2 separate regions of the Homo sapiens genome follow, and region 1 is linked to region 2. A link is an interaction called in ENCODE POLR2A ChIA-PET data of the cell type or tissue named here. Cell type or tissue: Caco-2. All regions are shown on one strand. Links, peaks and the distances in the headings refer to the core of each region. The heading gives the core; the rest is flanking DNA. Region 1 has its middle 110 kb from the start of URI1. Region 2 overlaps POP4 (POP4 ribonuclease P/MRP subunit).

The links. ChIA-PET counts read pairs that join two places held together with the same protein. Peaks named below come from ENCODE experiments on the same cell type or tissue, not always from the same donor. Only the 100,000 strongest peaks of a DNase experiment are listed, where the experiment ranks them.
Region 1: POLR2A ChIA-PET joins it to region 2 with 5 read pairs; 3 of 35 experiments call an interaction of 5 or more read pairs at or near these places.

The regions. Positions count from the first base shown.
Region 1 is chr19:30,047,572-30,050,380 of GRCh38, forward strand. No RefSeq gene overlaps it. Among named protein-coding and RNA genes, the nearest start is that of URI1, 110 kb to the left of the region's middle. In Caco-2, for the core only: no CTCF peak of the experiment used is centred there; no DNase peak of the experiment used is centred there.
Region 2 is chr19:29,613,096-29,615,904 of GRCh38, forward strand. It overlaps POP4 (POP4 ribonuclease P/MRP subunit), which reads left to right. Exons shown (of 7, transcript NM_006627.3): 6 at 776-877; 7 at 2,149-2,809. The coding sequence ends at 2,285. Among named protein-coding and RNA genes, the nearest start is that of POP4, 8.2 kb to the left of the region's middle. In Caco-2, for the core only: no CTCF peak of the experiment used is centred there; a DNase peak (open chromatin) is centred at 1,189.

The DNA.
Region 1 (2,809 bases), core at 253-2,752, 430 kb after region 2:
ATTTATCACCGCAAGTTCTCAGCAGGATGTAAGTTGTCTTCGTCAGTGTTCTTGGTGGGGACACCACCAGCGCTAGGCATGACCGATGAGTTCCTTGTCTGTGAACCATGACTGGGCTCTTGGACTTCTGGAGCTGCTTATACTTCCTGCAGGTGCCTGCTGTGTATTCAAGGGTGTGGTGGGGAACCTGCAGTCAAGTTCCAGGAGCAGCGAGGCTGCATGCAGGCTGGCTTGGTCCTGCAAGAGGCCACTGCTAACAACTCTATGCCTTTAGCCTTCCCTGGGTTTCTGGAGGAAAGCTGCCTTCTGCCCTGGACCCAGCTCCATCCTGCTCCGGAAGTGGCCCTAGGGTCCAGCTGTGCTGGGCAGTGAGACCTGCCAGTCACCATTTGTCCAAAACGTCTCACTGAGAATTGGCTTCCCACTTGAGAAAATCTTGAGGTCTAGGCCAGGCGCGGTGGCTCATGCCTGTAATCCCAGCACTTTGGGAGGCCGAGGTGTTTGGGTTACTTGAGGTCAGGAGTTCAAGACCAGCCTGGCCAATATGGTGAAACCCCGTCTCTACTAAAAATACAAAAATTTAGCCGGGTGTGGTGGCGGGTGCCTGTAATCCCAGCTACTAGGGAGGCTGAGGCAGGAGAATTGCTTGAGCCTGGGAGGCAGAGTTTGTAGTGAGCTGAGATCGGGCCACTGCACTCCAGCCTGGGTGACAGAGTGAGACTCTGTCTCAAAAAACAAAACAAAACAAAAAAAGGAAATCTTGAGGTCCAGTTTCTTGAAAACATCTCAAAGGTACTAAACATAAGTGCTCAGTCACCCTGTTAGATGTGGGCTTATGGAGTGATTCATAAAAATGAAATATGGACTATGTTTTTGATATAGATACTGTAAAATGTAATTGGCTACATGAATCCATCAGGCTGGGTTCATCTGTAGTTTAGGTTTACTTTAAATTGCTTAATAATCTTTTTAAAAGTATTTATAAGCCAGAACTATGAGACTAGCACCTGCCAGCCCAAACAGTATTATCAGGGAATCCCAGTTTTTTTTTTTTTCCCCCTGAATCGTTTAACAGCCTAAGTAGTAGAGTGTCTCTTGAAACGTAGCAGTCTGCTATACTTCAGGTGGGGACTTCCACACAATTTAGCAAAGAAAATAATTTTTAAAAATGTTCCTATTGCATACTACTCTGTGGCATAAATTATTTAAATGCAGTGCTTAGCCAAACTAATGTTACAGATTAGATGATGAACTGATAACGTCATATACAGTAAGTTAAAGACATGCAATGAAGTCGTTATTTACTTATGGACAACTACCCTTGCAAAACAAAGTCAGGAAAAGTGGGTGATGTTCAAATGAGGCCATTTGAACTGTAGCTTCAAAATAATCCCCTTTAATTTCATTCTCTGCATCTCTAAATTCTGGAGAAAGAAGGAATGTCTTCATCATCAGAAGGACCAGTCTCCTGTTTATAAAATGATAAAGAAAGTTGGGCAGCTCCTCCATCATAAGCTTGCTCTTCTGGTTTTTTTTTTTTTCCTTTAAATAATTGAACTGTTACAGGAAACATTGTTAAAATCTTAAGGTTAGGGCATGCTTTCATTTTTTTTTGTCTAAAGATTACTCTGCACCCTAGACAAAGGAAATATTTAAACTGTTAAATTTGAACAAAGATACAGTCTGCATATGACTTCTCTGAAGCCCTATAAAAATTCTTTAAAATTGCCTATTCACTCAAATTTACTGAGTGTAGCAAAAATGTCAAAGGCATAAAGTCAGAGAAGATTGAATAAAATAATGCAGAAAGACAGATTAGTCATGCACAGACCCACACAGCCTTTCAGAGCACACAATACCGCTCTTTATTACCGTTCTATCTTTACAAAGACTACGTTCAATACATAGAAGATGATACATGGCCAGCCATGTCATCTGCCTGTGATTCCAGAACTCATCTATCTGGGCCCTTTTCACAATGACATTGATGAGAGATCGCAGTGTTTTCAGAGCATTGTTTTATTTATCATATATAATGGCTGGTGAAAGAAATAGGAATTATGTCACCGATAGCACATAAAAGAGTTGCATAGAAGATTCTGTGACAAAGTTTGGTAAAACCCAGAACAAGGAAGCTCATGGAAATGTTCTTTTCTCTGTCTTCCCCCACTGCTGTGTCTTCTCCCCCTCCGTTCAAGTCCTCCAAAGATTTGCACGCTGATAACTGTTGAAAAATATCAAGAAAATGTTTCATCAAGCCAAACGTCGGGGACCCTGATCCTTTGTTAAAAAAAAAAAACTCTTTGGCGATTACATTTTTGTTTAAATGTGGAGCACATTTCAATGACGGTAGAGTTGCCGGCCGTTATTTACGCATCTGCTAAGGGAAAGGAGACTATTTGTCAGTCACAGTTTTGTATCTTGCAAATTTAATAAAGAGCCGCCCTTAAGATAGAATTTCTTAGGCTGCCACAATTGACAAAAGCCAGCTAATGTTGAAATGTCAACAGCAAACCTCATCAGCAGGCCTCACTGCCGTGCAATCAAGACAGCGCCATAGCTCCATATAAACAAATGTATATAATGTGCCTGTGTTGGGGGTGGGGGTAGGGAAACTGGGGATTTCAGTGCTGTGGGGACACACAGCACAGGCTTAAAACAGTCCCTTCGACAGCCTTTAAATGTTAAGGAATCAGTGCTGTGTATATTACCCAGAGAGTCTCAGGGAGCGTGGACTCAAATGTGACTGGCAGCTGCCTTACAAAAGGTTATCTTGCCTGTGCTCCTTGGGAGGACTGTCAATCCCATG
Region 2 (2,809 bases), core at 79-2,578:
ACAGTCCAGCTTCTCATTGTTCAGCCCTGCTCCAATGCCACTCCCCTCAGGGTCTACCATTGCAAACCATGACCCTCCACACATTGCCCTGTCCCTACTCTTCATAGCACTCGTTGCTGTCAGAAAGTAGAATGGTGTGGTTCACCGTGCATCACCCTGCCTTGCTAGAACCCGGGCTCCGTGAGAGTAGGATCCAGGACCGCCTCTTTCCGTGCTGTGTCCCTGGCATCTCCTGAGGATGGTGCAGGCATTCCACAGCTGCTTGGTGACTCTGTCCGCTACACTGAGGCTCGGGTCAGGACGAGGGAGGGGCTGCTGCTTGTGATGGTGGCTCATCTCGCAGTGCTGGCTGCTGGGCAGCTCTGCAGCCACACTCACGTTCCAGCCAGCATCCTGGGCAGTGCATGGTGGTGTTTGTGCAGATCCTGCAAGGGAGACCTGGCTGCATCAGAGCAGCCAGCCCGTGGGCCCTGATGGTGCTGGGCACATATGTGACCTTTAATTCCAGAATCCTGCCCAAGACCCCTGTGGCCACAGACCCTCCGAAGGACACCTCATAGGAACAGTCCAGAGGCTGCAAAGCCCCAGGGGAAGCCTGGATTCTTGTTGGTTACATCAGGGCCCAGCTGTTGAGCCCCCACCCCCTGGGTGCTCTGTTCTTTCATCTGCTAGCTCAGAGGGTGGGATCAGCACCCCCAACCCCTGAGGCCTGCTTCTCTGTGGTTCCCCCAGCACCACAGAGGCCTGAGCCTGGAACTGTCCTTTTTCTTTGCAGTGACAAAATCCAAATGCCCCTCTTATGTGGGTATTACAGGAATCCTTCTACAGGAAACAAAGCACATTTTCAAAATTATCACCAAAGAAGACCGCCTGAAAGGTATGTAGGTGTTTCTGAGGGCATTGCTTGCGGGCTGTGGCTCCCAGCTACTGCGTTAGCCTTTTCCTCAAGGCTCCAAGAGTTTGATTTGACCCCTCAAGTCAGCGCAGATTGCAGATACTTGCTGAACCTGCATTAAAGCCTGCAGAGACCATCCCCTGCACCCGTGGCTCCCCCAAGAGGTGTGTGTCAGTGCAGCCTGCAACCCCGGCCAGAAATGGCCAAGGGGAAGGAAGACCTGCTCGGCTGTGCCTCAGGGGACCTGGGTCTGTTTAGGCCCCAGGAGAGGGCCTCCACCTGCCCCAAAGGCTGCTGCTCCCAGAGGAATGTAGCCAAACAGGCAGCAGGGTAGAAACAGGAGTGGCGCCTGTCCCTGGAGTTCTGAGCTGTGTCCTTGGCGATAACACTTGGGTTCCATCCGTGGCCAGCATTGCTCTAGCAGATACTTTGGGTCAGCCAGGATTTCTACACCCCGCCTTACCCACAAATCCAGAGATATCAAACCATAGTTAGAAGGTTTTGTTCCTTTAATTTTTCTTTTTTTTTTTTTTGGAGACAGTCTCACTCTTCCACCCAGGCTGGAGTGCAGTGGCACAATCTCGACTCACTGCAGCCTCCACTCCCGGATTCAAGGGATTCTTCTGCCTCAGCCTCCCAAGTAGCTGGGATTACAGGCACGCGCCACCACGCCCGGCTAATTTTTGTATTTTTAGTAGAGGCAGGGTTTCACCATGTTGGACAGGCTGGTCTCAAACTCCTGAACTCAAGTAATTCACCTGCCTCAGCCTCCTAAAGTGCTGGGATTATAGGTGTGAGCCACCGCGCCCAGCCTTCTTCCTTTAATTTTTGAGCTTGGTTTTTCTTGTTGCTTCCCTTATTTTCCTACATATCCTTCTACCTCACATTGTAAACCTCGGAAAGTGGTGTAATAGTTTCTCCACAGAGCATAAGGCCAGGAGCCCATCTGAAAGTTAATGTGGGAAAACCAGTTTCTGGCAGGTGTTCTGGGACTTTCTGGTTCTGGGAATTTGGTGTATAGCCTTTGACCCTGAAGATTAGGTGCCAAGCTACATTTAGCATGTGACTAGATTGACCTGTGGCAGAATAACCACAGGCAACCCTAATGCCCCTCCCCTTGTGGGTTTCCCGTTTCCTATTAGCTTATTTTTTTCATTCAATGTGTTCTGAATAATATTCTACCTAAAAGTAAAATATTAATAAATATTTTTCCTCATCTTTTTTTCTCCTGCCTTTTTTTTTTTTTTTTTCAGTTATCCCCAAGCTAAACTGCGTGTTCACTGTGGAAACCGATGGCTTTATTTCCTACATTTACGGGAGCAAATTCCAGCTTCGGTCAAGTGAACGGTCTGCGAAGAAGTTCAAAGCGAAGGGAACGATTGACCTGTGAATTCTTTGCCGTCTAAGGCAGTTGTTTATGACAGCTGAAAACTGGACACTCCCTAAATGTCCACCTTTCAGTGAAGAGATAGTTAAGCCAATTCCATTTATAGACCACCTCCAGCCAGTGACGCTCCGAGTTGAGGATGTTGAACAACATGGGAAGGTCGCAGCGTACTAAGTGAAGAAGTCAGAGGACAGAGGAATTTCTCTTTCTAGGAGATTTTCATTTTGTGTGACTCCCATGGGGAGGAACAGACTGGCAGGAAGCACACCGGGGTTAACACTGGTTGACTTGAATAGGATTATTCGATTTTTAAAAATACTTTTCCATGTTTTCTGAGTGCTCTATGATAAATCAGTTGCATCTGTGATAATACAGTACATATGTGGACATAAACAGGGATCAAATAAAGGAGGTATTGCTGCAGTCCAGCCAGGTTGAAAGGGAAGGGGGGTCCCCAAAGGTCCATTGGATGGCAGGTGTCTACAGAGGCTCGCCTTTGGGTGGAACTCTGACCCACCTAAGGTTTA